3 separate regions of the Homo sapiens genome follow, and regions 1 and 2 are each linked to region 3. A link is a loop called in an ENCODE intact Hi-C map of the cell type or tissue named here. Cell type or tissue: MCF 10A. All regions are shown on one strand. Links, peaks and the distances in the headings refer to the core of each region. The heading gives the core; the rest is flanking DNA.

What was found. Peaks named below come from ENCODE experiments on the same cell type or tissue, not always from the same donor. Only the 100,000 strongest peaks of a DNase experiment are listed, where the experiment ranks them.
Region 1: a loop joins it to region 3, with 11 times the contacts of the local background. A loop is called at or near these places in 3 of 110 quality-filtered maps.
Region 2: it touches region 3 in a loop (7-fold over the local background); 11 of 110 quality-filtered maps call a loop at or near these places.

The regions. Positions count from the first base shown.
Region 1 is chr5:173,196,404-173,207,771 of GRCh38, forward strand. No RefSeq gene overlaps it. Among named protein-coding and RNA genes, the nearest start is that of NKX2-5, 33 kb to the right of the region's middle. RefSeq lists a silencer at 10,485-10,664. In MCF 10A, for the core only: no CTCF peak of the experiment used is centred there; a DNase peak (open chromatin) is centred at 5,688.
Region 2 is chr5:172,701,022-172,712,389 of GRCh38, forward strand. No RefSeq gene overlaps it. Among named protein-coding and RNA genes, the nearest start is that of MIR5003, 45 kb to the left of the region's middle. In MCF 10A, for the core only: a CTCF peak has its summit at 6,349 (motif pointing right); a DNase peak (open chromatin) is centred at 6,380.
Region 3 is chr5:173,052,928-173,062,050 of GRCh38, forward strand. CREBRF (CREB3 regulatory factor) reads left to right here and starts at 3,425. Exons shown (of 9, transcript NM_153607.3): 1 at 3,425-3,552. RefSeq lists silencers at 3,176-3,685, 3,836-4,405. In MCF 10A, for the core only: a CTCF peak has its summit at 5,021; DNase peaks (open chromatin) are centred at 3,334 and 4,294.

The DNA.
Region 1 (11,368 bases), core at 2,953-7,952, 140 kb after region 3:
TTCCAGCTGTGTGGTGGGTGAATCCAACAGAGCAAGGTTTGTTGACCCGCCCCTGTCCAGGGCCACCTCGCCACTGCACCTTTCCTTCCCGGCACCCAGGGACGGTGATAGCAGAGTGTCGTATGCCCTTGGCAAGCCCCCTTGCAAGGAGGGGCGCACACAGCAGACATGTCATATCTTTCTGTTGAAACCACGTTATGCAAACCCATTCAATGACTTCCAAATCCTTTACCAACTCCCATTCAGTGGGTGCTTCTGTGTCCCAGCGGCCACCGCTCACAGCAGCTCCACTCAGGAGGACCTCTTATCCCAGTGACATGCAAGCAGAGCCAGGTGCTCAGCAGTGTGTCTGGGCCAAGGTCATGCCTCTGGTGAGCAGAACCCAGGGCTGTCTGAGTCCAAAGCCTGTGCTCTGATCACGCTATTCCTGACCTCCAGTTCCACACCTGTCTGGGAGGAATCTCAGCTTTGGAGGCCTTAGGTCCACATTCCTGCTTGAGGCTGAGACCCACAGGGAAGTGGGGAAGGGAGCTGACATTTGCTGAGACTCTATCCAATTTATGCTTCCAACCACAGGGCTTGGTGGTCTTTGATAACCCCTTTTACAGTCAAGGATATCAAAGCTCTGAGTGGTGGAACAATTTGCCTTCATAATGGCAGAGCTGGGATGAGAACCTGGGTCAGAAGGTGCAAAGCGAGTGTTTTCTGCACTACCCCACGGTCTCTTCCTGAAGAGGACCTTTCTGCACCTTCCCTTGGCTCACTCACATGTCAGGTCCCCGTCTCTCCTACCAGGGCTTCTTGCTCCAGGACTGGTCAGCCACGGGCCCTGTTTGCTTTGTGGCTGTAGGATGTGGCCAATCCCCTCACCCGAGGGCTGTGCTGGAGATAAGAGGTCAGGGACTGCTGGGCTGGGCTGGGTGGCATTTAGGGGTGGGAACAGGCTTCATGTGGCCAAGGCCCGGTGGAGAGACACCAGGGTGGTCACAGCCCTCAGGACTTTTTGTATAGATTGAGGAATAAGGACAAGCTATGGATAACCAGTGAAGGCTGACAAGCCCCTCGGTGAGACACGATTAGAGGAGGCCCTTGAGCTCCAGTGGGAAAATCATTGCTGGGGCCACATCATTCACTAAGTGTTTATCGAGCACTAGGTGCAGGGAAGAGGAATGGGAGGAAGGAGAGGAGGAGGAGAGGGAGGCCACAGAGTCTAAAAGCTTGAGTTCTAAAGGCAGACTGCCTGGCCCATATCCCAGCTCCTCTAGTTGTTGTTACTGCCATGACAACATTTGCCACATCAGGCTACGCTTGCCTGTTGATGATTCTTTCTCTCTGTGTCGTTAGCTATGGCCACAGTAATGCTGCCTAACAACAACTAAAGAACCGCAGAGGTGGCCAGGCACAGTGGCTCACGCCTGCAGTCCCAGCACTTTGGGAGGCCGAGGTGGGCGGATCATTTGAGGTCAGGAGTTCAAGACCAGCCTGGCCAACATGGTGAAACCCCATCTCTACTAAAAGTACAAAAATTAGACAGGCGTGGTGGTGTGCACCTGTAATCCCAGCTACTCAGGAGGCTGAGGCAGGAGAATCGCTTGAACCTGGGAGGTGGAGGTTGCAGTGAGCCAAGATCATGCCACTGCACTCCAGTCTGGACAATAGAACAAGACTCAGTCTCAAAAAAAAAAAAACCATTAAAATAAAAATAAGAACCACAGAGGCACATGGCAATAAGAATTACATTCGCGCTGTGGCTTTTGTCATCCAGTTGCATATTGGCTGGGGAAGGACTGATCTCAGCCAGCTGGCTTCACTCCCTAGGTCTCTCCCTGCCTCCTAGAACCAGTGGCCCAGCCTGGGCTTGCTCTTCTCCAGATGTGGCAGAAACGCAGGAGCACAGGCCCAACGGTGCAAATGCTGCCCCAGCCTCTGCTGCCATCTTATTGCCAACATCCCATGGCCAAGGCAAGTCACAGGGCCGAGCCCAGTGCCAAGGGGGTGGGCTGGGGGACGCAATGAATATATTGCAATGATAAACGAATCTACCACACATGCCCTCCATAGTGTGAGCTCCAATGGGACCCTTACTGATTGTTGGGTTCCTTGTCCTTGGCACAGGGCTGGCCACAGAATAAATACTCAACAGATAATAATAATGATGATAATGGCTAATGTCTATCAAGTACCTACTATGTGACAGGCACTATGCTAAGAGATTTACTTTCTTTCTTTCTTCCTTTCTTTTCTTTCCGTTCCTCCCCTCCTCCCCTCCTCCCTCCCTCCCTCCCTCTCTCTTTTCTTTCTTTCTTTCTTTCTTTTTCTTCTCTCCTTCCTTCCTCTCTCCCTCCCTCCCTCCTTTCTTTCTTTCTTCTTTCCTTCCTTCTTTCTCTTTCTTTCTTTCTTTCTTTCTTCTCTCCTTCCTTCCTTCCTCCCTCCCTTTCTCCCTCTCTCCCTCTTCCTCTCTCTCTCTCCCTCTCTCTCTTTCTTTCTTTCCTTCCTTCCTTCCTTCTTGCTTTCTTTCTTTCTTTCTTCTCTCCTTCCTTCCTTCCTCCCTCTCTCTCCTTCTCTCCCTCTCTCCCTCTCTTTCCTTCCTTCCTTCCTTCCTTCCTTCCTTCCTTCCTTCCTTCCTTCCTTCCTTCCTTCCTTCCTTCTTTCTTTCAACAGAGTCTCACTCTGTTGCCCAGGTTGGAGTGCAGTGGCATGATTTTGGCTCACTGCAACCTCCACCTCCTGGGTTCAAGTAATTTTCTCGCCTCAGCTTCCTAGGTAGCTGGGATTACAGGTGCGCACCATGACGCCCGGCTAATTTTTGTATTTTTAGTAGAGACAGGGTTTCACTGTGTTGGCCAAGCTGGTCTCGAACTCCTGACCTCAGGTGATCTGTCCACCTTGGCCTCCCAAAATGCTGGGATTACAGGCATAAGCCATTGCATCCAGCTCTTTTTCTTATTTGGCTTAGTAACCCTGTGATGTAGGTCCTACTATTCTCATTTTATGAATGAGAGCATTGAGGTCCAGATAAGTTAGTAACTGGCCCTAGGTCACAAGGTCCTGTAAGAGCAGAACGTAGCCTCAGCAGTCTGGCCCTAGGGTCTGAGCTCCCATCAAGTATAAAATAAGTCCTGTAAAGGGAATGCTGAGCTCAGCTGGGGCAGGTGGCAGAGGCAGGATGGAAGAGGCCTCCCTTGACCTGAGACTTGAAGGATGAGGAGGACTTACAGGGAGTCAGACTGGGAAGGGTATTCCCGGCAGAGGGAGCAGCACATGCTAAGGTGCAGGGTGAGATAGATCATGGCTGCTGGGAATCTACAAGTGGTTAAGTGCTGCCAGAGAGTAAATTTCTGGAGGCAGCAGGTGGGAGATGAGGCTGGAGGGAAGGGCTTGTCATGTGGCAGGGATTGTTCCTTTTCTCCTCTATATAGAGTAACTGAATTTCCTGATGGGCATTAACATGAATATCAGCTTAACCCTGCATTTGTCAGCCTCCCTTGCAGCTAGGTAGGTATGGCAAGGTGACTATTTCAGATAATGAGATGAGTGAAAGTTCTGGATTGTGCCCTTAAAGGAACACGAGCCAGGCGTGGTGCCCACGCCTGTAATCCCAGCACTTTGGGAGGCCGAGGAGGGCAGATCACCTGAGGTTAGGAGTTCGAGACCAGCCTGACCAACATGAAGAAACCCTGTCTCTACTAAAAATTCAAAAGATAAAAATAAAAATTAGCCAGGTGTGGGGGCGCATTCCTGTAATCCCAGCTACTTGGGAGGCTGAGGCAGAAGAATCGCTTGAACCCGGGAGGCGGAGGTTGCATAGAGCCAAGGTTGCCCCATTACACTCCAGCCTAGGCAACATGAGTGAAACTCTGTCTCAAAAAAAAAAAAAAAAAAAAAAAAAGGAACAAGAGTGCTCCCCTTCCCTTCTTGGGGTGAAGGAGCCATCTAAGACCAGGAGGTGGCTCCTGCATTTTAAAAATTACTTTTTACCCAATGATTCTGTTAGAGACATGGCTGCCACATGTTAAGAATGAATTGCAGAAGATAAGTAGAGCCTGGATTCCCAATACCATCAAGCCACAAATCAGAGCAAATTTTACACAAAAAAGATAGAACCTTCTCATTTGTTTAGGTAATTGTAGTTTGGGTCTTTTTGTTGTAGCAGCCTAACTTTATCCTAACCATTGCATCATACAACTTCATTATACCATGCAGAGGAATTTAGATTTTTTCCTCAGATCAGGGGCTGCAAATCTAAGGCCTACAGGGACCAGGCAGGCCATGTGGCAGGCTGGATGTTTCTTTTCACCAAGAAATATACTCTTTGCTGTTCTCCTTGAAACAAAGGACCCTCTTCATCTATCTCTAATTCTCCAAGACATGTATATAGAAATCTTTCTCTGTTCTAAACTGCTATAAGAAAAACAACTAGCTGGGGTCAGTGGTATGCGCCTGTAGTCCCAGCTACTGAGGAGAGAGGATCGTTTGAGACCAGGCATTCAAGGCTAGAATGAGCTATGATCATGCCAATGTGCTCTAGCCTGGGTGACAGAGCAAGACCCCGTCTCTAAAAAAATTTTTTTTTAATTGGCACCATCATTTTATTGGGGAGCAATAGGGAGTGGTGGGGACTGTGGTGTAGTGGATGAAGATACCTCAGGTCAAGCTGCCACGGAGCTTCTCTAGTTGCTGCCACATGGGAACAGGGATCCAATTTCTCAGGAGGTTCATGACCTGGATTTGTAAATTTCGCAGTTTATATAGGGGAGGAACTCAGAGGCTGTTGAGAGAGCTGCCACTCAGAGGCCTCAGGGAAAGGCTCGGTCCCACGGACAGTCTGAAGCTCCATACAGCAGTGTGAGTCCTGTGCACTCCAGGCCACCTGGAACCAAGATGATGCAGGACAAAAGAGAAGTCCATTGGGACCAGCACAGAGCCCCACTCCCCGAGCCCTGCTGGCTATGCCGAGGAGGAACAGGAGGCCATTTTCTGAGCTCCTGGTATAATCTTTACAGCTGTGACATAAATATTCATAAAGATCACATACATTGTGCTCGTTTTTTAAAGTTAGCCCTGCCTGGGCCAAACAAAACTAGTTTATGGCCTTGGGTCTAGTGACTGGAAGGCATGATAGAATGTTGAATGAGGACATCAAGGGGACAGATTTGTGTTTCCAAAACACTGTGGAGATTCTGCTTAATTCGGCAAGACCAAAAAATTAAAAAAAAAAAAAAATCGAAGTGTGGAGAATGGGTTGCAGGGCGAGGGCGAGAGACAGCCAGTGTCTGGGCTGGCAGGAGGCAGTGGAGCCCAACCAGGAGATGGTGACCACACTGGTTAGAACCCAGTGCTGCAGCTGAGATGACTAGACTGGCCTCTTTTGCTGGTTCACCCTGGGCAGTGTCTCCGCAAGGCGCCGAGCCTCGCCCTGTGGTCCGGGCTTCGAAGGTTGAGGGATGCTGGCCCCAGCAGAGAGTTGTGTCTCTTGAGCCTTAATCCCTTGAGGGGAAAGCTGGCTGTAACAGCACAAATATGGGGACAGCCGGCCCCACCCGCTGCCCAGGAAGCTGCCCTGCCTGTCTATGTCAAGGTCAGAAGTCAAAGTCATTGAAGGGCAATGTGCCTGGCTTATGGCACCTACGGCCCTGGCCACACAGCTGGAAGCTACACTAAGGCAGCAACGCCCAGGGCATGATTCACAAGCTCCTGGGCTGCAAGAGAGAATTTTAGGTGACTCACAGAAAACATTTGACTTTCAATTGCTTTGTACTTTTTTTTCAAATGCCTTTGGGAAATAAAGCTGGCATATCGAAGCTGTGATTTCACTGATATTACTGTTTAGAATTAGGTGAGTAAAAGCAGTGAGTCCATTAACATGAACTTAAAGAAAACTATAAAATAAAGGGACATGTCCTCAGGGTTTCCTGAGGGCTTTGTCATGGGCAAAAAATCATCATTATAATAAAAATATAAAATAAATAACAGCATAAGCAGTGAGTAGACATGGTAGAGAGGGTGGCGGTGGGACAATAGGCGTGGCTTGAGCTCTGATTTCCAACTCCACCAGCACGTTTTTAATTCCCCCTGGCTGCTTTGCATGTGCTGGGCATGGGCTCAGTATGTTTGCACACAGCACGTCCCCTGTGGCTCACAAGTCTGCCTGAAAAAGCTTTTCATCCTCATTTAAGGATAAAAACCTAAAAGGTCAAGGGACTGGCCAGGTCAGTGTGTGGCTGCTGGGGACAGGGTGACACGAAGGTTGGGGAGATTCTCACTGCAAACCGCTTTGGGAAGCTGGGCTGGGGGAGGAAGCCGCTCTGGCTCGGGGCGGACACTTCGTCCCCAGGGGAAGTACATCTCCCATTTGCTGTGTTGAGCAGTGGGGAGAGCTGTTCCCGGGATGCCTGGAGGGCAGCCTGGCATTTGGGTCCAGGTTCATAATCTCAGAATCTGGGGGAAAGCATCTTTTTTTCCATAACTAGTTATGTCTCCCCCTAGACCCCATTTTTCTAGGACCCAATCAAGTTGCTTCCCAAACACTAAAGAATTCTTACAGGTTCCCGGCCTTTTCTTCATCTCACAGGACGCTCTGGTTTCTGCTGTCGGCCCTTCTCCCTCCTCTCCAGCAGTTCTAACCCCATCTGCCCGCAAAGCCTCTGTAAATAAGATAAACACAACAACAGATCTAATATCAAAGGCGTGGGAGGTTGAAAGTGGACACAGGTGATGTGCATGTAGAGCAGACGTCCCGTATGCCTCACCCGTCTTCAGACCACCCCAGCCGCTGCTGCAGGGAGCACCCCTCTGTGAGCACTGTCCAAGTGCACACAAGCACAACCTATGAGCGGGCCTTGCGCCCAGGCTGCCCACCTCTCACCTGCAGCCCGAGGGCTACCCTATAGCCATTGAGGAGTGAGGCGCTGAGGGTCCACTCGGTCCCATGCAAAACCTAGAACTGCAGGGGACTCCATCCCTGTGAGGAAAACCCTCCACCTATAGGAAATGGGAACGGGCAGAGCCCTCCCCTCCCCTCCCCCTCCTCCCTCTTTCTTTCTTTCTTTCTTTCTTTCTTTCTTTCTTTCTTTCTTTCTTTCTTTCTTTCTTTTTCTTTCTTTCTTTCTTTCTTTCCTTTCTTTCTTTCTTTCTTTTTCTTTCTTTTCTTTTCTTTTTCTCTTTCTTTCTCTCTCTTTCTTTCTCTTTCTCTTCCTTCCTTCTTTCTATAAAATATATATACCATAACATTTCTCGTTTTAACTATTTTCGAGCGTGCCATCCTGTGGCATTCAGTTCTTGAAGTACATTCATACTGTCATGCAACCATCAGTTGGCATGCACCCACCAGCCATATCCAGAAGTTTTTCATCTTTCTAAATGGAAGCTGTACACCTATTACCCCCCAATCCCTCCTCCCTCCAGCCCCTGGAAGTCACCATTCAATTTCGTGTCTACATGAATTGAACTACTCCGCGTACCTCATATGAGTGGAATCCTATGGGTATTTATCTTTTTGCGACTGGCTTATTTTATTTAGCATAATGTCCTCAAGGTTTGTCTATATTTTAACATGTTAACATTTTCTTCCATTTCAATCTGAGCTATTTGTTCAGGAAGAAAGCATTAAAAATTTTTTCCTTCCAATCACCACCAGTTACAGAGTTCTTTTTTTCTCCTCCACTCCCACTGCTTCACTTGACAAGTCTTAAAAAAATTCTGACCAGCCTAGGCAACATAGTGAGACCTCATCTCTATAAAAAATAAGCAGAAAATTCGCCAGGTGTGGAGGTGTGCACCTGTAGTCTCACCTACTCAGGAGGCTGAGGTGGGAGGATTGCTTGAGACTGGGAGGTTGAGGCTGCAGTGAGCCGTGATCACACCACTGCACTCCAGCCCGGGCAACAGAATGAGACCCTTTCTCAAAAGCAAACAAACAAAACAAAACAAAAAACCCAAAAAACCTCCTTCCTTTTTATGGCTGAATAATATTCCATTGTATGCACATTCTGCATTTTATTTACCTATTCATCTGTCAGTGGACACTTGGTTTGCTGCCACCTTTTGGCTATTGTGAATAATGCTGCTGTTAATCTTGGTGCACAAATATCCACTCTGCTTTCACTTTTTTGGGGTATATACCTAGAAGCGGAATTGCTGGATCTTATGGCAATTGTATGTCATTTTTTTTTGAGGAATTGTCATAACTTTTTCTACAACAGCCACACCATTTTACATTACCAGCAGCAAGGGACCAGGGTTCCGATTTCTCCACATCTAGCCAGCGTTTTCTTTCTTTCTTTCCTTTAACTTTTTTTTTTTCCTGTGTTGCCCAAGCTGGTCTCAAACTTCTGGCCTCAAGTGATCCTCCCACCTCAACCTCCCCAGTAGCTGGGTCTGTAGGCATGCACCACCATGCCCAACTTTTGCTTCTTCTTCTTCTTTTTTTAATTCCTTCCTTCCTTCGTTCCTTCCTTCCCTCCTTCCATCCCTCCCTCCCTCCCTTCCTCCCTCCCTTCCTTCCATCCTTCCTTCCCTCCTTCCATCCTTCCTTCCTTCCTTCCTTCCTCCCTTCCTTCCTTCCCTCCTTCCCTCCCTCCTTCCTTCCTTCCTTCGTCTCTCTCTTTCCTCTTTCTTCTTTTTCTTTCTTTCCCTGCTTGTTTGCCTTCTCTCTTTCTTTTGATAGTAGCCATTCTAATGGGCATAGAATGGAACCTCGTTGTGGTTTGGATTTGCGTTATCCTAATGACTAGTAATGCTGACCATCTTTCCATATGCTCACTGGCCATTTGTATATCCTCTGTGGAGAAATGTCTATTCAAGTCGTTTGCCCATTTTAAAATCAGTTTTTAAGAAATTGTTGTTGGCCAGGCATGGTGGCTCACGTCTGTAATCCCAGCACTTTGGGAGGCTGAGGCGGGTGGATCACGAGGTCAGGAAATCGAGACCATCCTGGCTAACACGGTGAAACCCCATCTCTACTAAAAATACAAAAAATTAGCCGGGCGTGGTGGCGGGCGCCTGTAATCCCAGCTACTCGGGAGGCTGAGGCAGGAGAACGGCCTGAATCCGGGAGGCAGAGCTTGCAGTGAGCCGAGATTGCGCCACTGCACTCCAGCCTGGGCAACAGAGTGAGACTCTGTCTCAAAAAAAAAAAAAAAAAAAGAAATTGTTGTTGAGTTGTAGGAGTACTTCATATATTCTGCATATCACTCCCTTGTCAGATACACGATTTGCAAGTATTGTCTTCCATTTTATGGTTGCCTTTTCATTGCTTATAGTGTCCTTTGATGCACAAAAGTTTTTAATTTTAAGAGTTCAACTTATCTATTTTTTTCTTTTGTGGTCGCAATTCTTTCTTCACCTGTGTCTAGGAGTGCACTGTTCATGCTCTTCATTTTCTTTAGTAGCCTGGTGGTGTCTCTGGAACTTGTTGGTACAGAGTAGGGCCATTTTCAAAAGGGACCTTGACATCGAAAGCGTGTGGCATCCAGTGCCCTCTCAGAGGGTGACGCTCCTCACTTGCACAGCTCAGGACGAAACCTCTCCTGTTTCTGGTAAAAAGATTAGGAACATAAAAAGGAGCAAGTGTCTGGGCCTGGGGGCTAATTGCTGGCAGGGCCTCACCTGCCACAGCCCCAGTGGCTCAACCCACATCTGACTCAGGACCACAGGCCCCAGAAGGCTGCAGGATGAAAGGGCAGAGGGGAGGAATTCCAGCATCTTCATTTCAGCCCACAGCTTGGACAGCTGTGTGAAGCAGGCCCCTCATTCCACAAGAGAAAGACAGCCCAGCCATCTGGTTGGTGGGAGTTGGGGGCGTGATTCGTTTCTTCTAAATGCTGTGCTTAAGCCAGGTTGTCTGGCTTTGAAGATGATTCCTGCAGGACCAGCGCGTTCATTTCCTTGCGGGGAAACTGTCAGGTTGAAAGCCCTCCTGCTCCAGGTGGCTCTATCCTCATCTGTAAACACTATTAAGGACTTGGTTTCAGCTCTAACCAGATGAAACTCCTAGAGCTTTTCACTTAATGGGGACAGGGCGGCACAGGGAACAGGTGGGCAATTGGGCCATAGACAGCCCAAATAGTTGGATGTTGTTATCTTTTGATTTTCATTTGTGTTTTATTTCAATGATGCGGCTGTGCTCTTCCAGCATCATTACCCTTCCCATCAGGGACACCAAATTCTTAACCCTGTGACTGCCCCTCTAGAGAACATCCTTTCATTTGCTATGTATTTACTGAGCACCTACTGTGTGCCAGGCAGTGGTGGACCAAATAGAGGCAGGTGAGTCCTCTGGATAAAAGTCTCGGCTCTGAATGCAGCCTGCCTGAGTTCAGTCTTAGCTCTGCTCCTTAATTTCTGTGTCTTGTTGACTAAGACTGTGGACCTTGTCTGGAAAATGAAGAGAACGATAGTGTTTGTCTGTAGGGTTGTCCTGAGGTTTAAATGTCCTGGTGCAGGGGCAGCAGGTGCAGTCTGACACTTGGTAACTGCTAAGTAGGCATCGACTGTGATTGCATCGTCTCTGCCTTCATGGTGCTTACCTTCTAGAAAGGAGACAGGAAAGCAAGGCACCTGCAAGTGTGTAGTAGCAAGCTAGAATGTGCGGCTCAACTAAAAGACTTGGGCATCCGGGCTTGGTGAGTAAAAGAGTAGAAGCCTTGGTGGCTCACGCCTGTAATCCCAGCACTTTGGGAAGCTGAGGTGGGCATATTGCTTGAGCCTAGGAGTTTGAGACCAGGCTAGACAGCAAGGTGAAACCCTGTCTCTACAAAAAATAAAATAAAAGAATTAGCCAGGCGTGGTGGCATATGCCTGTAGTTACTGGAGAGGCTGAGTTGGGAGGATCACCCGAGCCCGGGATGTCAAGGCTGCAATGAGCTGTGATTGTGCCACTGCACTCCAGCCTTGGTGACAAAGCGACACCCCGTCTCAATAAATAAATGAAAAATAAATAAAAGGACTTGGAAGGATCCAATTTTGACTCAGGCTTGGGAAGATCTTCTCTGAGGAGCAGCATTTAGGCTGAGTCCTGATGGAGGAGGAGGAGACACAGGCCAGGTGTGAGCAGAAGGGGGAGATCTGCAGGAAGTAGCTGAGGAAAGGCGGGTGCAGCTGGAGCTGGTGACCAGGAGTGGGAGATGGGGCTCCGGAGGGCCTTGTTGCCCAAAGAAAGAGTTCAGAGTCCCCTGCAAGAAACAAGAAAGCCTAGAGGCCCTGGTGGAGGGGAGGGATGGTGCCAGATTTCTGGTTTTGAAAAGATCAGTCTGGGCTGGGTGTGGTGGCTCATGCCTGTAATCCCAGCACTTTGGGAGGCTGAGGCAGGCAGATCACGAGGTCAGGAGATCGAGACCATCCTGGCTAACATGGTGAAACCCCGTCTTTA
Region 2 (11,368 bases), core at 3,498-8,497, 350 kb before region 3:
ATGAAGTTGTTGGGAAGACAAGCTCATTAAATGCATGCCTGAGTTTATGGGTTGAGACTCACACCTGTTGCACACAGGTGTCTGCCTCAGTCTGGAAGGTTCCCACCCACACCCCAAGAACACACACACACACACACACACTCACACTCACACAGCCTGGATCATGCCTCCTTACCTGCTCACCATCCAAACCTTGGTTTCCATATGACCTCCTCCAGAAAGCCTCCCCCGACAGACCTCACCCCTGCCCCCACATCACCGGGCTGGATTAATCTGTAAGCATTTTCTTCTCTGTCTCCTTCAGTACCTATCAGCTCCTCAAGAACAGGGACAAGATCTAGTTCACTGTGGCATCCCTATTGCTCAGAACAGTGCCTGGCACGTAGTGGGCACCCCACAAATATTTCTTCACTTAAACAAATGACCACATGGCAGATGAGGAAGACAGGACTTGGGGAAGGTATCCTAAGAGGAAGTTTTCTGACGGCTACAGACATCGGCGTCAGGCCATGCCTGGGACGTTCCTTCCACCTGGGTGCATGCTGAGCCTTTCTTGCCTCTGTCCTGCTGGCTTAGTTTGTTCCACTTCTCCCCTCTCCACTTTTTGGGAGGGTTCTGGGGAGGGTGGGCAGAAGGGGAGAAGTGCAAGAGGCAGGCCCGCTGGGGCTGGAGGGAGGATTTTGCGGCATTTGGAAGACACAGTAGGTGGGAGACGAAGCTAGGGCGTCAGTCCCCTTGATGGTGACTGGGAATTACAGTAGAGAAACGGCGCTGTACGGACACTGCTGGTTTTGTGTTCACAGGACTTTTCTCGCACTGGCACATGGATCACAGCTTTACAAATGCCACATCCTCAAGAAACCACAGCAGACAGTTCCTGCCTCTTCCTCCACCTCCTCCTGAATCAGAAGGGAAGTGAGATTTCTATTTGCCTGGCGTGCACAACCCTCCATAGTTTACACCTGGTACAGCTCTTCAGTTCATCAACATTTACTGAGCCCCACGTGTCCCAGGTGTAGAAGGTCCTTTATTTTCTTACGCTTTTTATTTGCATAATATTCGCTTTTAGACACACCGCCTTGGTCCCTGAAGTGGACAGCTATTATTTTTCTCCTGCCCAGCCTCTTGGAAACAGCACTTCAGTCTTCGTCAGGGGCACCACCCTGCCCCGCCCTGTCCCTGCGCATCATTCGCTTGGCCAAGAACTGTGGCCCGGCCCATCAGTGCCTCCCCGCTCCACTGGACCCCACCCCACCCAAATTCATTGTCCACGCAGCCACAGGAGGGATTTTTCGTTTTCTTTTTTTCTTTTCTTTTCTTTCTTTCTTTTTTTTTTTTTTTTTTGAGGTGGAGTCTCGCTCTGTCGCCCAGACTGGAGTGCGATGGCATGATCTCTGCTCATTGCAACTTCCGCCTCCTGGGCTCAAGCAATTCTCCTGCCTCAGCCTCCGGAGTAACTGGGATTAGAGGCGCCCACCACCACGCCCAGCTAATTTGTGTATTTGTGTATTTTTAGTAGAGACGGGGTTTCACTATGTTGGCCAGGCTGGTCTCAATCTCCTGACCTCAGGTGATCCACCCGCCTGAGTCTCCCAAAGTGCTGGGATTACAGGCGTGAGCCACCGCACCTGGCCGGGATTTTCTTAAAACATAAAACCAGATTCCATCATTCCTCTGCTTAAAATCCCTCAGAGATTCTCATATCAAACTTTAAGCTCTTTACCAGGGCCTGCAGGGCCTTGCCTGACCTGCATAAAAGTCTCAACTGAAATGTGACTTGCTCAGAAGGACCCTTTGTAGCCACACTATGGAGACCTTTGTCTATCTCAGCACACTGCTTCTTTTGTTTTGTTTTGTTTTTGAGACAGGATCTTGCTCTGTTGTCCAGGCTGAAGTGCAGTGGCAAGAACAGGGCTCACTGCAGCCTTGACTTTCTGGTCTCAAGCGGACCTCCCACCTCAGCCTCCAAAGTGCTGGGATTACAGGCATGAGCCACTGCGTCCAGCCACTCTGTTTCTATTCTTTGGAGCATTTATCACATTTTGTCAGTTCAGTTTCCCCCTCACAATGGAGAGGGTGAGGGAGGGCAGGGGCAGCCCTCTCCCCCTCACTTCTTATTCCTAGCATGTGGCACATGGTAGGTGCTCAACCCATCTTTGAAGAAGGCTGGGATAATGACCTTGGGGTGAGGGAGGCCAAGCAGAGATGTGCTGGGCTAGTGCAGTGGCCCAGGACAGAGATGGAGGTGGTCTGTGCTCAGGGGCTGTGAAGCCAATAGACCTTACTGGATGGAGGATGCATCTTATCCATCCGGGCTGCTATGACAGAATACCATAGACTGGGCAGCTTATCCACAGCAGGTACTTACTTCTCATAGTTCTGCAGGCTGGGAAGTCTAAGATCAAGGTGCCAGCAGATTCCGTGTCTGGTGAGGGCCACTTTCTCATAGACGGTGACTTCTCGCTGAGTCCACACGTGGTGCAAGGGGCAAGGAATCTCTCTGGGGACTCTTTTATAAGGGCACTAACCCCATTCACACGGGCTTCATACTCATGACCTAATCACCTCCCAAATGCCCCATCTCCTAACACCATTACATGGTGGGCAGTGGGGTAGAATTTAAACATGGATTTTGGGGTGATACAAACATTCAGACCATAGCAGGGAGGATGTATTTTGGGGGCAGAGAAAACAGAATGGAAACTGCCTTTGCAAAAATCATAGCTGAGAAAATTACGACAGTGAAAGACACCACACCTAACTGACCCCATCTTGCTTCTAACCGTGAAACTGTCCTTGTTCATTCCTTGGCATAGGCCGAACTCGCTTTGGGAAGGAATTTAGTGTATAGTTTATATAATAGGCCTTCCCAAAAGGCTAAACTGTTCTTGTAAAACAAATGAAAGGCCACCAGCCACCAAGTCAAGATGAGAGGGGCTGGAATTCTAAATATTCCCAGCCATTATTCCGGAGGTCCTAAGATTTGCAACTTACCCAATTACTCTTGAAGGTAACATTACTATTGTGAACCTAAGATCGGCCTTTGGAGATGTCTTTTTAGGTTTTTGCATTTCTAACAACTAAATGGCCCCACCTGGACCTGCCAACCAATTATGTGGCCCCCACCCCGGAACTGACTCAGCAGAAGTGAACAGCTTCGACGCCCTGTGAGTTTATCTCCAAGCCAACCAATCAGCACTCCCAATTCACTGGCCCCCTACCCACCAAATTATCCTTAAAAACTCTGATCCTCAAGTTTTCAGAAAGACTGATTTGAGTAATAATAAAACTTCAGTCTCCCACACAGCCGGCTCTGCGTGGATTACTCTTTCTCGGTTGCAATTCCCCTGTCTGGACAAATCGGCTCTGTCTAGGCAGCGGGCAAGGTGAATCCCTTGGGCGGTTACAGAATGTGCTGGCAGGCTGAATGGTGGAGCAGAGAAGAAGGATGAACCCTACATTTCCCACTTGAGCACCTGTGTGGGATGGTGGTGCCAGGGGACAGCGGGAGAGCAAGCATTACAGGAAAACCCACACGTTATGTTTAGGATACATTCGTGGTGTGATGTCTGTAAGACATTTAAGGGAGGGGTTGTGTAGGCAGCTAGACTATGAGTCTGGAGCCGGAGGGAAGATCTAGATTCAAGTATGGGGGTCAACAGCACATTGACGGTGCCGAAAATCACAAATGGTATGAGATCCATTGGAGAGAGCACCTATGGAGAGAATATGGGAGCTCAGGACTGCACTTGAGGATGCCCAAGATTCTGAGATCACATAGAGAAAGAGCAGCCAGCAAAGGATACTGAAGAGAAGAGGCCAGTGCAGGGGACAGGGAAACCAGGCCAGTGTAGTGGCCCTGAGCCGAGGGAAGAGTTTCTCAAGGAGAGGGAAGTCAACAGTGAAGACACTGCTGAAAGATGTGCTGTGATGGGAACAGAGATGTGGCCTTTGGATTCACAATAGGAAGGTCCTGGGAGCTTGGCAAGAGCTATTGTAGGGCCAGGCTCAGTGGCTCACACTTGTAATTCCAGCACTTTGGGAGGCCAAGGTGGGATCACTTGAGGCCAGGAGTTTGAGACCAGCCTGGGCAATATAGTGAGACCTCATCTTTAAAAAAAAAAAAAAAAAAAAAAAAAGTCCGGGCACAGTGGCTCACGCTTGTAGTCCCAGCACTTCGGGAGGCCTAGGCAGGTGGATCACCTGAGGTCACGAGTTCAAGACCAGGCTGGCCAACATGGTAAAACCCCGTCTCTACTAAAAAATACAAAAAAAAATTAGGCAGGCGTGGTGGCACACAGCTATAATCCCAGCTTCTGGGGAGGTTGAGGCAGGAGAATCTCTTGAACCTGGGAGGTGGAGGTTGCAATGGGTCAAGATTGCACCACTTTACTTCAGCTTGGGAAACAGAGTGAGACTCTGTCTCAAAAAATAAAATAAAATAATAAAAAATTAGCTGGGTGTGGTAGTGCACTCCTGTGGTCCCAGCTACTCACGAGGCTGAGGTGGGAGGATTGCTTGAGCCCAGGAGGTTGAGGCTGCATTGAGCTGTGATCACACCACTGCACTCCAGCCTGGGTGACCAAGTGAGATCCTGTCTCAAAAAAATAAATGAGTAAAATAAAATAATGGATAAATAAAAGCCATCCCCCATTTTCCAAAGCCCTCCTCATGAGCAGTGCTGAATCACAACTAAGAACCATTGCTCTAGCACAAAAGTCAACAAACTTGTTCTGTAAGAGATAGATGGTAAAGTTTTTCAGCTTTGCAAGCTGTATGATTACTGGCACAACTATGCAATTCCATCATTGTAGTTTGATAGCAGCCACAGACAATTCCTAAGCAAATGAGTGGGACTGTGTTCCAATAAAACTTTATTTAAAAACACAATTGGTGGGCCAGATTTGGCCCATGAACTATATAGTTTGCTGGCCCTTGCTCTAGCATGTGTGCTGATGAGGATCACCTAAAGAAGAAGGCACTGGTGATGTGGAAGGGAGAGAAAACCAAACAAGCAAGGCTTCCAAGAAAGCAGGAGGAGATCCAGGGCCCAAAAGCTGTGGTGGCTGTGGTGGGGAGAAGGACATTTGCTGCTGTATGGCAGGCAGAGAGAAGATGCAGGAAGGAGGTAGGTTTGGTGGTGGGCATATGCAACTTGCCCCTGGAGACCTTCTATTGTTCTGTGATAAATGAGTGGAAGCCTCAGCTGAGAGTGGGGGAGAAGAAGGGGTTCTGAGAATATACAGACAAAGGAAAACCATCTTCTCAGGAATGAGCAGAAAACCTTCTAGAGAACCATGGTAGGAGGGCAGGGCAATGAGAGACCATTTGGGAATCATAAAACTGAATTAAAAGTGAACTCAGTCAGCTTGGCAGTGGTATTTTTGTCTCCTCCCTTCCGAAATTTGTATGCTGAAGCCCAAACTCCCAATGTGATGGTACTGGGACTTGGGGCCTTTGGGAGGCAATTAGGTCATGGTGGAGCCCTTGTGATGGAATTAATGCCTTTACAAGAAAAGATATGAGAGCTCGCTCTCTCTCTCTCCACCCCCACACCCCCCGCCCCACCGTTTCCCTCTCCCTCCTCCTCCTCTCCCCAACATGGTGTGAAGACACAGCAAGAAAGTGGCCATCTGCAAGCCAGGGAGAGAACCCTCACCAGGAACCAAGTCACCAGCGCCTTGACCTTGGACTTCCAGCCTCCAGAGCTGTAGGAAATAACAGTCTGCTGTTTAAGCCCTGAGTTGGTGGGATTTTGTGAGAGCAGCCAAGCTGACTGTGATAGGTGGGATTTTACCCAGCAACACTCAGCTGCTCCAGAGTGCCCTGGAGAGGGGAAAGGGTGGATTTATCCAGGGTCAGGGCTTTGCCAGGCAAGCAAGAGGAAGGAAAGGGGGCACAGCAGGGGGCGGGAGGAAGCAAAAAGGCATGGGTGGCAGACCCCAGGACCTGAGCTGGGGAAAGCAGGAAATAACGGCTGCCAGGCAGGATGGATGGTGAGAAGAGGGTGAGGCCAGTTGGCTGGAGGGCGAGGACCAGGGATGGGACATCAAGGAATCCTGAGCAAGTGGCCTGGAGGGGTGGGAAGTGGTGGCCGAGAGCTGGGACCTAGACTTGACACATCAAAAATGAAGCCCCTTCTGAGAATGGTGGAGAATGATGTGATGGGGCAGGTGGCTGAGCGGCAGGAGCAGGTGGCTGCAGGTGGGGAAGGGGTGAAGCTGTGAGGCCTGGGGACTTGGGTGGGTCACTCCCATGTGGGTTAAAATCCCCCCACCCACCCAGTGAGCTCAAGTCTTCTGTAAATACAGGGACGGGGCAGAGGCACGAGGTCTCCTGGGGGCCGGCAGATGGCACCAGTGACTTGGGAAAGAGCAGCACAGCCAGATGTCTACAACTCCCAAAGGAGAGGAAGGAGCCCAGAATCCGCACATCCGCTCCAGCTCCCAGGGCCCCAGTGTGGGGAAACTTCTTCCACCTGAGACACCCAGGGCACCGCGTCCTGGGGACAGCCCATTTTAGGCGGAGGAGGGGATGGAGATGCTGCTCAGAGGAGTGGGGCATGAAGGCCTGCTGAACTCAGAGGGGACAGGTTGCACAGGGAGGGGAGTGTGGGCTGGGAGTGGGGTGAGTGCCTGAGGGCAAATGTGCGTGAGCATGGGGATGAGGATGTGGCGGTATGTGTGAGTGTGCGTGAGCTGAGGGTGTGGGAATGTTCGTGCGTATGCAAGTGACTGCAAGTGTGTATGTGAGTGTGGGGGGTGTGAGTAACAGTGTTAGTGTATGAATGTAGGTGTGTGAGAGTGTGAGGGTGAATGTGTGTGTGAATGTGTGGGTGGGTGAGTGTCAGTGTGGATGAGTGTGGATGTGAGTGGGTGTGTCTGCAAGAGAGAGAAAGAGGAGAGAGAGAGAGAGAGAGAGATGGATAGGATGGGGATGGCTAGCGGGTGGTACAGGGCAGTGCGGGGGCGAAATCCAGAAGCTGCTGGAAGGCCATGAAGGCTGACAGGTGGGCTGGGGTGGTCAGGGGCCTCAGGGAGGGCTGTCACCACCTCCACTCCTGTGTACTCCGAGGCCTCCCCAGCTGAGTGGCGGCTCTGGGGCAGCTACTCCTCAGAGTTCCTTTCATCTGAGTTATTGGCATTTTCTGGATTGCTGCTGTAGGTCCTCGTCATTAATTTTAAGATTGCAGCCAGGTGCAACGGCTCACGCCTGTAGTCCCATCTACTCAGGAGGCTGAGGTGGGAGGATCTCCTGAGCCCAGGAGGTCAAGGCCGCAGTGAGCCATGACGGCAACCACTGCACTCCAGCCTGGGCGACAGAACGAGGAGACCCTGTCTCAAAAGAAAAAAAAAAAAGACTTACATGGTATTCCATTGATTGGGTATTGCATAATTTATTCAGCATTCCCCTATTAATATAACACACATTCTCATTGTGTGCAGAAATGATCAATTACCAACATCACTGTCACACGGGTCCCAAAGCTATCTTTTGGCTCATCCCACAATTGCTTCTACAGGATAAATTCCTTGAATGGAAATTGTTAGGTTAAAACTATGCAGAGGTCTAAGATGATAAACCTATGCTGCCAAAACGCTCTCCCAGAGGACTGAGACAATTTACAAGTAAGCCAGCAACGTGAGCATATCCACTTCTCTTCAATCTCACCAATTCTGGGTATTATTTATTTTTTATCTCTGATCAGTTAGATACTTTAGATACATGGCGTCTCATTGCTCTTGCAAAATACTGTTATTTGATTATTAACAAGCATATACATTTTATTATTTGAGTATTGGCTATCTTCCTGTGAATTGCCTTTCCTTGTCTTTTGCTGATTTTGAAGCAGAGTCTTCCTGGTTAGTAAGAGCGTTGGTAAAAACGAAAATCTTTGTTGGTCATATATGTTAAAAATATTCCTCCCAGTTTATTATTTGACTTTCTATTCCAATGGGGAAATTGTGCATTTTCCTATTCCCCAAATCCTATTATTCTTTATATTTAAATCGCATAAACATCCTAAGGTAATTACTGAGAATTTATGTCTTTCAAATATTAAATTCTCCTCTCCAGATACATAATAGCTATCTCCGTTATTTTTTCAAGTGTTCTTTTTGATTCCTTGTAAACTTTTATTGTTTTCTATATTAGCTACTTCCCGTGTGGCAGGACGCTGACTACATGAAGATGTCTCCTTCGTGGTGGGCGGGGGACTAACTCGTTTCAGATCAATCCTCCCACTTAGAACAACTAGAGAACCTGGACGAAATATATACATATATTTTTTATTTTTGAGACGGAGTCTTGTTCTGTCACCCAAGCTGGAGTGCAGTGGTGTGATCTGGGCTCACTGCAAGCTCCGCCTCCCGGATTCAAGCGATTCTCCTGCCTCAGCCTCCTGAGTAGCTGGGACTACAGGCGTCCGCCCCCATGTCCGGCTAATTTTTTGTATTTTTAGTAGAGACGGGGGTTTCACCGTGTTAGCCAGGATGGTCTCGATTTCCTGACCTCGTGATCTGCCCGCCTCGGCCTCTCAAAGTGTTGGGATTACAGGCGTGAGCCACCGCGCCCGGCCACGTCCAGCTAATTTTTGTTATGTTTAGTAGACACGAGGTTTCACCATGTTGGTCAGGCTGGTCTCAAATTCTTGACCTCAAGTGATCCTTTCGCCTCAGCCTCCCAAAGTGCTGGGATTACAGGCATGAGGCACCATGCCCAGCCCTTGGATGAAATACGTTTTGATTTAGGTAAAGACATTAGTGAAGTACCCAGGCAGACAGGACTTGCGGGGCCAGTGTTTGAGGCTGCCTTTCCCTGAGAGCAGCTGCCTGTTCAGAAACAGCGACCCAGCAGCAAGTAGCAGTGGCAAGCCTAAGACGAGCAGAGCTTCCACGGGTCTCATGAGGACAAAATGCAGATTTCGGGACTGGCCACAGGCTGAGGGGAACGCCTGAACACCCCGGATTTTCAGTTGAGATCCCTCCCAAAGGGAAATTCCCTAGAAATAAGGGGAAATCAGAAGTAGGTCAGACTGGCTGGGCACAGTGGCTTGCGCCTATAATCCCAACACTTTGGGAGGCTGAAGCACGTGGATCACTCAAGGTCAGGAGTTCGAGACCAGCCTGGCCAACATGGTGAAACCCTGTCTCTACTAAAAATACAAAAAAATTAACCGGGTGTGGTGGCACATGCGTGTAATCCTAGCTACTCAGGAAGCTGAGGCAGGAGAATCACTTGAACCTGGGAGGCAGAGGTTGCAGCGAGCTGAGATCGCACCACTGCACTCCAGCCTGGGTGACAGAGCGGGACTCTGTCTAAAAAAAGAAAAAAAAAAGAAAGAAAGAAAGAAAAAGAAATAGGTCAGTCTTTAAAATAATGAAACCCCCCACAGGCTCATAGATATTCGGTAATTTTATTTCAACCCTCCTTCCTTTCCAATCCGTGATCTAATCTGTAATCTAATCTGTAATCTAATACATCTATCTCATACCTTTTTATATGTTGTATTTCCATTTTTATTTAGTTTTTATTTCCATTTTTATTTAGTTCCAAATATTAATATTTTCTCTTTTCCATTGAGTTCTTTTTTGACCCAGATTATTTAGAATTGCATTGCTTAATTTCTAAGTAGTTGGGGATTTTCTAATTATCTTTTGGCTTTTGGTTCCTAACATAATTCTACAATGTTTGGATAATATACTCTGTATTAGTTTGATCTTTTGAAATTTGTTTTTGCCCTGGCACATGGTAAATCTTCACGAATGCTCTGTGTGTACTTGAGAACAATGGATATTTTGACATTGTGGAGTGTGGTGTTTGAAATACATGAATTAGGTCAAGTTTGTTTATCATGTGGTTGAAATCTGTTTTTTTAAATTTGTCGTCTGCTTCAGCTGTGTTAAAAGTCCTCCCCTGTGACTGTGGATTGAATATGTCTCCTTTAGTTCTGTCGACTTTTACTTTATATATTTTGCAGTTATGGCATTAAGAACATAAACACTTAGAATTGTTATAGCTTCGTAGTATACTACAATTTTTACCCTTATGAAATGTCTCTACCCTTAGTAATGTTTGTCTTAAAATCTACTTTTCGGGGTCCTTTCTGGCCCATCCTTATCTAAGCAGCCATCACAGGTGGGATCAGGATCAGCCCTTGCCTCCTCCACCTGCACACTCTTTCTTACAGTGGCATCCTCCCCTGTAGTTTTTTTTTTTTTTTTTTTTTGAGACGGAGCCTTGCTCTGTCACCCAGGCTGGAGTGCAGTGGCATGATCTTGGCTCACTGCAACCTCCACCTCCCAGGTTTAAGCAATTCTCCTGCCTCAGCCTCCGAGTAGCTGGGACTACAGGCGCGCACCACCATGCCCGGCTAATTTTTTTTTATTTTATTTTTAGTAGAGATGGGGTTTCACCATATTGGTCAGGCTGGTCTTGAACTCCTGACCTCGTGATCCGCCCACCTCGGCTTCCCAACGTGCTAGGATTACAGGTGTGAGCCACTGCGCCCGGCCCCTTGCAGCTTTAATAACCCAGCTGAGTCCAGAATCCCTTTCTCCCTTGGGCCACTCTCCAGAGCACTGTACCCTGCAGCCACTGGACAGCTCCTCCAAGCCACCACCTAGGAACTGCAAACCCACCCTCAATCCCAGTACCTCCACCCATCAATCAATTACTCAATCTGTCAATCAATCAAATAACAACACCCTGGTCCTCATCTCACGTTCTCTCCAGGTGAGAAGTCCTGGTTTGTGGAGTTGCATTGGACTCTGTCTCTCCCTAATCCCCCCACATTCAATCCATCAGCCAAGCGCCACTGGTTTTACCTCCTAATTATATCTGGAATGTGCTCTCTACTGCCCACCAGAATCCTTGTCCACAAGGCCTCCATCTCCCCTCAGGAGGGCTGCAGCAGCCCCCTAACAGATCTCCCTGCTCCCATGCGGCTTTAAGCTGTCTCATGCAGAGGCTGGAGTCCTCCTGCCACCAGGATTCTCACCCTGTCACCCCCAGCTCAGAACCCTCCAATAAAAATAACAGCAACAACAAATCGGCCAGGTGTGGTGTCTCACACCTGTAATCCCAGCACTTTGGGAGGCTGAGACAGATAGATCACCTGAGGTCAGGAGTTCGAGACCAGCCTGGCCAACATTGTGAAACCTCGTCTCTACTAAAAATACAAAACTAGCCCTGCATGGTGGTGCACGTCTGTAGTCTCAGCTACTCGGGAGGCTGAGGCAGGAGAATTACTGAACCCAGGAGGTGGAGGTTGCAGTGAGCCAAGATCGTGCCACTGCACTCCAGCCTGGGCAACAGAGGGAGACTCTGTCTCAAAAACAAACAAACAAAAACAAAAAAACCAATAACA
Region 3 (9,123 bases), core at 2,198-7,197:
CTAACCATCAATCAGTATCTCTTTTCAATTCACTCCAGTCTTCTCAGAAAGAAAATCAGTTTTTAGTGTCAGAAGGACACAGCTTTTCCTGGAGATCTTCCAGCTTTGAGTTAATTAATCTCACTTCTAAAGCTGTGAAGTCTTATTTAACAAATCACACAGGCCTAGAGGGGTCCGGAAAGAAAACATTTAGACTTGAAATGATAACACTCTCTTAAAAGATGTCTATGTGAGCAGCAGGCAGAGCTCAATCTACTGTAATGAAGATTTACACACAGCGCAAAGTTATGACCTACAGGTCATATGGAAAGTTAGGACCTGTGCCAACCATTTTAATTCTTTCAGGATGTGCGCTCAGTGTTGAAGTTAAAAAGATCATAGAGAATACCCAGTTTTACTTTTGATCCCTTGTGGTGAAGAAACTGGAACTCAGAGAGGTCACCTTGGATCTTATAGTTAGTGGTAAAGCTCAAATAGGGGTCTTGGCTCCAAGAACAGTGTTCCAAACACATGAAGGTTTAAAGTAGGTAAAATGCCTGCACATACAAAGGATATCTCTGGAAGAAGACACAGAATGTGGGTAACTGTGGTTGCCTCTGGAAGGGAAAATGAGTAGCCAAGAAACAGCAACAGGACAGAGACTTGATATTCACTGAATACTTTCTTGTGCCTTTTGAATTTTGTACCATCTATATATGTTAGGTAATCGAAAATAAAAAAATTATTTTAAGAATTTGGCCGGGCGCAGTGGCTCACGCCCGTAATCCCAGCACTTTGGGAGGCCGAGGCAGGCGGATCACGAGGTTAGGAGATGGAGACCATCCTGGCTAACACGGTGAAACCCCGTCTCTATTAAAAACACAAAAAATTAGCTGGGCGTGTTGGCGGGCACCTGTGGTCCCAGCTACTCAGGAGGCTGAGGCAGGAGAATAGAGTGAACCCGAGAGGCAGAGCGTGCAGTGAGCCGAGATAGCGCCACTGCAGTCCAGCCTGGGCGAAAGAGCGAGACTCTGTCTCAAAAAAAAAAAAAAAAAAAAAAAAAAAGAATTAAAAGGAGTTCTTGGTTTGTTTCCCCCATTGTATCATATTTGTGTAAAGCGTGTTTTGCTGACTCATGCTATTCCAGAATGTAAATTATTCCGCAGGAACCAGGTTAAACACTTTGGAAGTGGCGATGCCAGTTGGTTACTACTTTGTGGCTAGAACAAGAAGCCAATGATGTTACAGAGTTCCAACTTCCTGCCAACTTTGACTGTGACAGAATCTGGCAGGATAAAACCCAGAGAAACACAAATCAATTCAGAGCCAGTGATTTCATTCATTTTGGAGCAGGATATAGTCATTAACAAACCTTGATGGAAAGGTCTCCTTTAGCCAAAACCTCATCCTTTCCAAGACGACGGAAGAGGGAAATGTGGGAATCCAATGTAACTCACTAGTAAACACCTTCAGTGGGCGGAGCCTCACGCTAGGAGATAAACCTGGCTGCCCCCTGACCCCAAGGAACTGCCCAGTAGAGGAGATGAACGTGCCCGTGTCCAGATAGCAGTGTAACAATGGAAGGTCTAACCATCTGCTGGAGCTTTTTCAAATATAGTGTTACAAGAGAGGATGGTCTGTCATGTATGCCGGGGAGATTTGATGCATGAATCTCATGTGAACGAGTCGGGGTAACCTGCCTCAAACTTCCCAGCTAGTTTTCCTCTTTTTCAATTTTAAATTCCAGCTGATGTGGAAAATTAGAATGTGGTATGTGTTAGATTTAAAAAAATTATAATCCTGGTACTCACTTTGCAGTAGGGGAAATACTCATTCCTTCATTGGGCATGGAGGCCCTACTATGTGGTTGGTATTGTGGCGGCTACAGAGGAGAGATTTATGCTTTTAGTTTCCTGTTAGGTATCTACATATAGTTATCTATTCATTTTGTGTACAGAAGTATTATTTTAGTGGCTGTTAACCTGCTAAAGTCTAAAGTTATCTGTACTTGCTATTTAGTCTACAGTACATCTTCCAAATGATGCCCTTAAACAATTTAATAATTCAACTATTGATTGAGTGCTTACTATATGCCAGGCACTATGATAAGTGCTTTATATGAATTATTTCACTTAGTTCTCACATCAACCCCAGAAGGTACTAACAGAGGAGGAAATTGAGCTTCACAGAGGTTAATTTGTGTTGCTTTACACGTGGTGAAACAAGGATTCAAATCCAGACTATTCATTCAACCAGTATGTAATGACTGTCTATGTGCCGGGCATGGAAGTTACAGGATAAACACTGCCCAGTCCCTGCTCTCCTGATGATTATGATCTGTGGGTCTTTTTGATTCCAAAGTCCATGGTTTTGACAATGACACTATACTACTTCTCTAAATCTGTGCAAAAGGGAGTCACATTTTCAAAGGCGATTCCTCCTAACAGAAACCTGGGCAGGTGTCTTTATTCCCGTCTTCCTTTCCCTGTGCTTACTAAAATCAAATTTCTGTTGTGTGTTCAGATCAATTCCGTGCCTTTAAGATGTATAAAAAGCATCTGGAAGAATAGGCTGTGATAAAAGACAAGGGCTCCAGCCCTAGCTAGCTCACTTACTAGCTGCCTGACCTCGGGCAAGTAACTTAACTCCTCTCAGTCTTAATTTTCCTGTCTGAAAAATGGATATATTACTACTGCATGTGCTTGCAGGGAAAACTAATTGAGATGATAAGCCCACCATATAGCACTCGTTCAATAAAGGGACGCTGTTGTTATTAAGAGGATCAGTAAGTGCAAGAAAACGACCATGTGTCACGGAGGTTTGTTTGTCTAGGCGCTTCTGTAGTAGTGGCATTCTGGTTGTACAGTCGTATACGGGTCTCTCTCTTCAAAGGTGCACGCAGTCTGATTGATCCCTGTGCCTCGGAATCCGTGCTAAATAAATATTGAGTCGGTGAATGAATGAACGAACGACAAAAGGCAAGGTTTGTCTCTCACTTAATTAAGACGTTCAGATGGGGAGAAGGTCCATCACCCATGACATCGATACAATCCCCCTACTAATCAAGTTAGCCACTTCAAGTTTCAGTGAACTTAAACTACAAAATGGGCAAAAGGACACCTCATGCCTCACAGCGCAGTTCTGAGATCTGATAAAACGCTAGATTTGAAGCCTTTGTAAAAAGGAACATCCTCTCCCATCCTGGGCGTGCTGCCGGGTATCGCAGACGGCCCACGCCCACACTGCAGAGGCCGGCACCGAGCCCCCGCTCCGCCCTCTCTTCCTGGTTTTTCCCGGCAACCCGCCCCTCCGGCGACACGTGACAGGGGTGCCCGGCCGGACTCAGCCCCTGATTGGCCGGGCTGTGGAACGCCTCGCGATTGGCCCGAGGCCGGCGGGCCCCCGCCTCCCTCCTCCTCCTCGCCGCGGCCCACGTGAGGGGGGCGAGTCACGCGATTTCCGGGAACCCGTCAGGAAGGACATAAACAAAACAAACCCGAGGCAGCATGGAGAGGGGCCGTGGCCCCTGCAGCGGAACCGGACCCAGTCCCTGAGCCGCCCCTACACCCACAGGTGAGCGCCGCCACCCGCTGCTCGGAACCCCCAGGGGCCTGGGCTGGGGGAAGAGCGGAACGGGGGGCGGAGGGCCGCTTGCCTAGGAGGCAGCAGCGCTGGGGCTCTGGGCCGGGCCGGCGCGGGGCGGGGGCCGGGACCACGGCCGAGTGCTAGGGCGCGCGGGCCTTGGGCCACCGCCTGCAGGTCACGGGGGCTCCGCTCCCCTCCCCCACCCCCGGCCCGGGACGGTTACATAAAAGCGCGGGGCGGCGGTAGATGGGACTCGCGGGCGGGCAGTAGGCTAGGCCGGGGATGGGCAGCGCCGGGCGTCCGTCCTGCCGGGCCGCCCGGCCCTTCCCCGCTGCCTCCGAGCCCGGGGCCGCTGCTGCCGGCAGTCGGCCTGTCAGAGAAGAGAGCGGGTGGGAGGGGCCCGGGAGGGGAGGGGAGGCGAGACTGGCGGGGGAGGAGGGGAGAGAGGGGCGTGTGAGGAAGGGCCGGGGCCGCGGAGGTTGGAGCCAGGCTGGCAGGAGACGAAGAGGCGCGGGCTGGGGCTAGGGGGGTCCGAGCAGGGCGTCTCGGGGGTAGCCGCTCCCCCTTCTGTCCCCGCCTCAGAGGCGACGGGCGAGGGGCCTCCCTCCCGGGATTTGTTTATATGTCTTCTCAAAGCAGCTTGAAGCGGCTGAGGGGCGGAGCCCTCAGAGCTGAGTGGCAGGCTCTGGCGTCCAATGGAGCGGGCGGATGGAGACTTCTGCACCAATGGGCGTGGGGGAGGCGGTGCCGCGGGGGGGCCACTAATTGGTTAGGCTGTGCCGGAGGTGGGCCGGGCGGGGCAGCCATGTTAGATGGGAGGGGACCAGTGGTGGTGGGTCACTGAGAGGGGAGGAGACAGGGCAAAGGGCGAGGGAGCCGGGCCGGGGGTGTTTCGGGTGTCCGAAGGCGAGTCCGATCGGACCAGGAAGTAGCTCAGGGGAGCCTGACCTCGACCCGCCTTTCTCCTCACACGAGCTGAGGAGGCAGGGAAGTACCGAGGGCAGTCAAGCCTCCCCTGGGGGTGGTTCCTGGGACTAGATGGAGCTCAGTCTCTGGATTCTCCCTCTTTCTCGGCCCTATGCTTCCTGACAGACCTGGCCGCCAAACCCTGTAATCGCCCTCCTTTAACCCAAGAAAGCAAGTCTTTCTGCCGTTTCTGAGCTGGCTTGAGCCTTAAGACTACCTTAAGGAGGTACTTGGATAAATAGCGGTCTGAATTTCTGTACCAGGCCTCAGATAAGAGACAGGCAGTGAAGGGGAAGTTTTGTAAAAGAAAACGGGACTAGAAAAGCCGAGCAAGTTGAGGGCTGGGCGGGGTTTCTTTTTTTTTTTTTTTCTCATCAGGATGCCTTTTAAAGATTAGGCCCCGTGCTTGTCCTAGTCTTAGTAGTAATTTGCCCCTCTTGCTAACATAAGTTGGTAGTCCACATTAATCAGCTTCTTGAGAAAACTGAGCCCACAGGAAGTTATTTAGTTTCGAAGGTTCTTTGGGACTTTTCTTGCGAATACCCTGCAGGTGAAAAATAGGATCAAGGCCTGGAATTTCTTTTTTTTTTTTTAAAGCAGAAAACAAGACTTGGGTGTAAATCTTGTGATCTGTCGTAAACTAGTTGTCACTTGATTGTACTTTTAAATATCTTTAATCTTTTAATCCAAAATAGGATATACACCAGAGGCAGGGAAAAATGGTATGAATAATTCGAAAATAACTTATTTTAATCTAATTGTATTATGGTTATTTTGGCATCCTTTTGGCCTTGTTAAATGCTTAATTTAGGTTTGTGTTTACATCGGATTACAACCTGTGGCTACGTTGGTATTGTCAAGGGTACCAAGCTCTTGATGGCATCTTTGGTTAAGTACTTAGGCGTAAGAACATGCCTTAGATAGATCATGCAGGGGCTAATCAGAGTTAGCTGTATTAAGAATTTGCATTATCTTCTATTTTATTAGTTGGAGAAAAAGAATAATTGGTAACTGATTCATCAATTTTTTTTTTTTTTTTAATTTGAGACGGAGTCTCGCTCTGTCGCCCAGGCTGGAGAGCAGTGGCCAGATCTCGACTCACTGCAAGCTCCGCCTCCCGGGTTCACGCCATTCTCCTGCCTCAGCCTCCGGAGTAGCTGGGACTACAGGCGCCCGCCATCACGCCCGGCTAATTTTTTTTGTATTTTTAGTAGAGACGGGGTTTCACCATGTTAGCCAGGACGGTCTCGATCTCCTGACTTCGTGATCCGCCCCCCTCGGCCTCCCAAAGTGCTGGGATTACAGGCGTGAGCCACCGCGCCCAGCCTCTTTTTTTTTTTTTTTTTTTTTTTTTTTAAGACGGAGTCTCCGTCTGTCGCCCAGGCTGGAGTGCAATGGCACGATCTCGGCTCACTGCAACCTCCGCCTGCCGGGTTCTAGCAATTCTCCTGCCTCAGCCTCCCGAGTAGCTGCGACTACAGGCGCGTGCCACCATGCCTGGCTAATTTTTTGTGTTTTTAATAGAGACGGGGTTTCACCACGTGCTGGTCAGGCTGGTCTCGAACTTCTGGCTTTAGGTGATCCACCCACCTCAGCTTCCAAAGTTCTGGGATTACAGGTGTGAGCTACTGCGCCCGGCCTGATTCATCAATTTTTGTAGTACTTTGGCATGACTGACTCAGTTCTGTTAATAATGATACATAAAAACGTAATCCCTGATTATTTGATAAACTTGAATTCTTACGTATAACTTTTGCAGTAAATAAGGGTATTAGCTTATTTATCAGTTCTTCTTTTTCTTTTTTTTCTTTTTTTTTTTTTTTTGAGACGGAGTTTCGCCCTTGTCGCCCAGGCTGGAGTGCAGTGGGAAGATCTCGGCTCACTGCAATCTCCGCCTCCCGGGTTCAAGCAATTCTCCTGCCTGAGCCTCCTGAGTAGCTGGGATTACAGGCGCCCACCACCACGCCCGGCTAATTTTGTATTTTTAGTAGAGACGGGGTTTCACCATGTTGGCCAGACTGGTCTTGAACTCCTGACCTAAGGTGATCTGCCTGCCTTGGCCTCCCAAAGTGCTGGGATTACAGGCGTGAGCCACCGCGCCTGGCCTATCAATTCTTATTTTATCAGGTGGCATTGTGTTGCTTTTGGAACCCTAGCCCTTACAATGCCCTAATTAGTTTAACAGAGAAGTATAGTGAAAATAAAAATAAACACTTTTCATTGATACTTAGAATATTCCAGGCAGTTTTCACTGTTGCATCGGTTGATAAAGTCAATCAGCATTGCTTATATAATGCTCTCTTATTCTAAGAATGGCAAATAGATGCAATAGAACTTATTTGGGTATAATTCCTTCATATGACTGGTATATCAGCTTTGGGTTTTTTATATTCATAAGCATAGAAGAGGCTAAATAGCTCCCGAAGAGAGTCTGGATGCTCCATTTACCATCATTCTCTGTCATGGCAGGTGAAAGCAAGCTTTTATATAGACAATGTTCTACTTAGTTTACAGGGTGTCTACTTAGTTTACAGGGTGGATGTGTGTGGGTTCTGGGATACTAGTGTAAGAAGTAAAGGAATAACTAGCATGGTTCCTGGTGGTGGTTAAATACAAGTGACAGTGAAGTACAGTAAGTTTGTGTGTTGATTCTGTTAATATAACTCAGTTTTTAAAAGATAAAGAGAACTGAAATCACTGTTTGCTTTTAAAGCTTAATTTTCAGTCAAGATCGGCATCTATATATTTATTTAAAAAATACATATATATATATATGTTTTTTTTTTTTTTTGAGACGGAGTCTAACTGCGTTGCCCAGGTTGGAGTCCGGTGGCGTGATCCTGGCGCACTGCAACCTCCGTTTCCTGGGTTCAAGCGATTATCCTGCCCCAGCCTCCCGAGTAGCTAGGATTACAGGCGTGCACCGCTATGCTCAGCTAATTTTTGTATTTTCAGTAGAGACAAGGTTTCACCAAGTTGGCCAGGCTGGTCTTGAACTCCTAATCTTAAATGATCCGCCCGCATTGGCCTCCCAAAGAGCTGGGATTACAGGTATGAGCCACCGTGCCCCCTCTAGTTATGTGATTTTGAAATGAATTAGCAGTCGCTTGTTTCCAAGTAGGGTTGAACTTGGATTTTTTTGAGGAACAATTCACTGACACTTTCACCATATTCAGTAGCTCATTTCGGGATAGGTAAACTCTTAGACGAGACATAAATTTGTCAGATAATTGGTTCTGATTATTTTAAGACAAGGGTTGACAGACTTTTTTTTTTTTTTTGGAACAGGATCAAATAGTTAATATTTAGGCTTTTTCAGCCTTCCAGTCTCTGCCACAACTACTCAACTTTGAATCTGTAGCATGGAAACAGCTGTAGAAAATATGTTCTACATATTTTTGGGCTCTATTCCAATAAAACTTTATTTACAAGGTCAGGCTGTGCCTCTATTTGTGCTTCCACGGCTATAGTTTGTCAGCCCCTGTTGTAAGACATCAGTCATTGAGGTTTTTTGTTTGTTCGTTTTTTGAGACAGAGTCTAGTTCTGTCCCCCCTGCTGGAGTGCAGTGGCACGATCTCGGCTCACTGCAACCTCCGCCTCCCGGGTTTAAGCGATTCTCCTGCCTCAGCCTTCTGAGTAGCTGGGATTACAGGCGCCTGCCACCGTGCCCAGCCAAGTTTTGTATTTTTAGTAGAGACGGGGTTTCACTGTGTTGGCCAGGCTGGTCTCAATCTCCTGACCTCCTGATCTGCCCGCCTCAGCCTCCCAACGTGCTGGGATTACAGGCGTGAACCACCACATCTGGCCCAGTCACTGAGTTTTAAGTACTTAGATGTTAAGGTATTTCAGAATATACAAATAGACACTTTAGGTACATTTGAGCATTTGCAGATTGTACAGTCTCCTGCCTTGAAGAGAATTTTTAGTACAAGAGCATATGGCAACATTGTATTTTGTATTTTTCCTTCGTTTACATATAAATGTTTTCTTGAAAAGCTGTTTAAAGCAAATATTGGTATAAATCCTGTTGATTTTAGAGATGCAGTCTGATTGAAAAAACTTTGGCCCTAAGATATATTCAGGATATGGTCCTCTTGAAGTTTCAAAGCACATTTAGCATATAATCCTTAACAAAGCTGTATAGCTGTTTCAAGAGATGATAGTCACGTGAATAGTCAACACATGTAGTTCTTATATTCAAATATGCAGTTAATTTAGAAGTTAAGACATTGAGTGCTCATTGCCTGAGATGCTTGAAGAATTAAAGAGAGTAGGATGCTTTTTCCAGGCCCAAAAAGATACAGGTTACCTCCTCTCTTTTTCCAGGGAAAATGTCAAGTCGTGCTAAGTGCCTAGTGAAGCAGAGATGCCGTAATCTAAAAATATAACTGGGAAATACTAAATTTTTTTGATAACTTTTGCTTTATTTTTAATGTAATATTTCACCATTTTTGTTGACTTGAACTGGATTTCAAGTGGAAGCGTAAAAGTTTAGAAAAGAGAATATATTGACCTTTATGAACTGAGAAACATGTGGCCTGCAATCTTGTTTCTAGATCTAGCTAACCTAGGGTCTGCCTGGATGACTACAG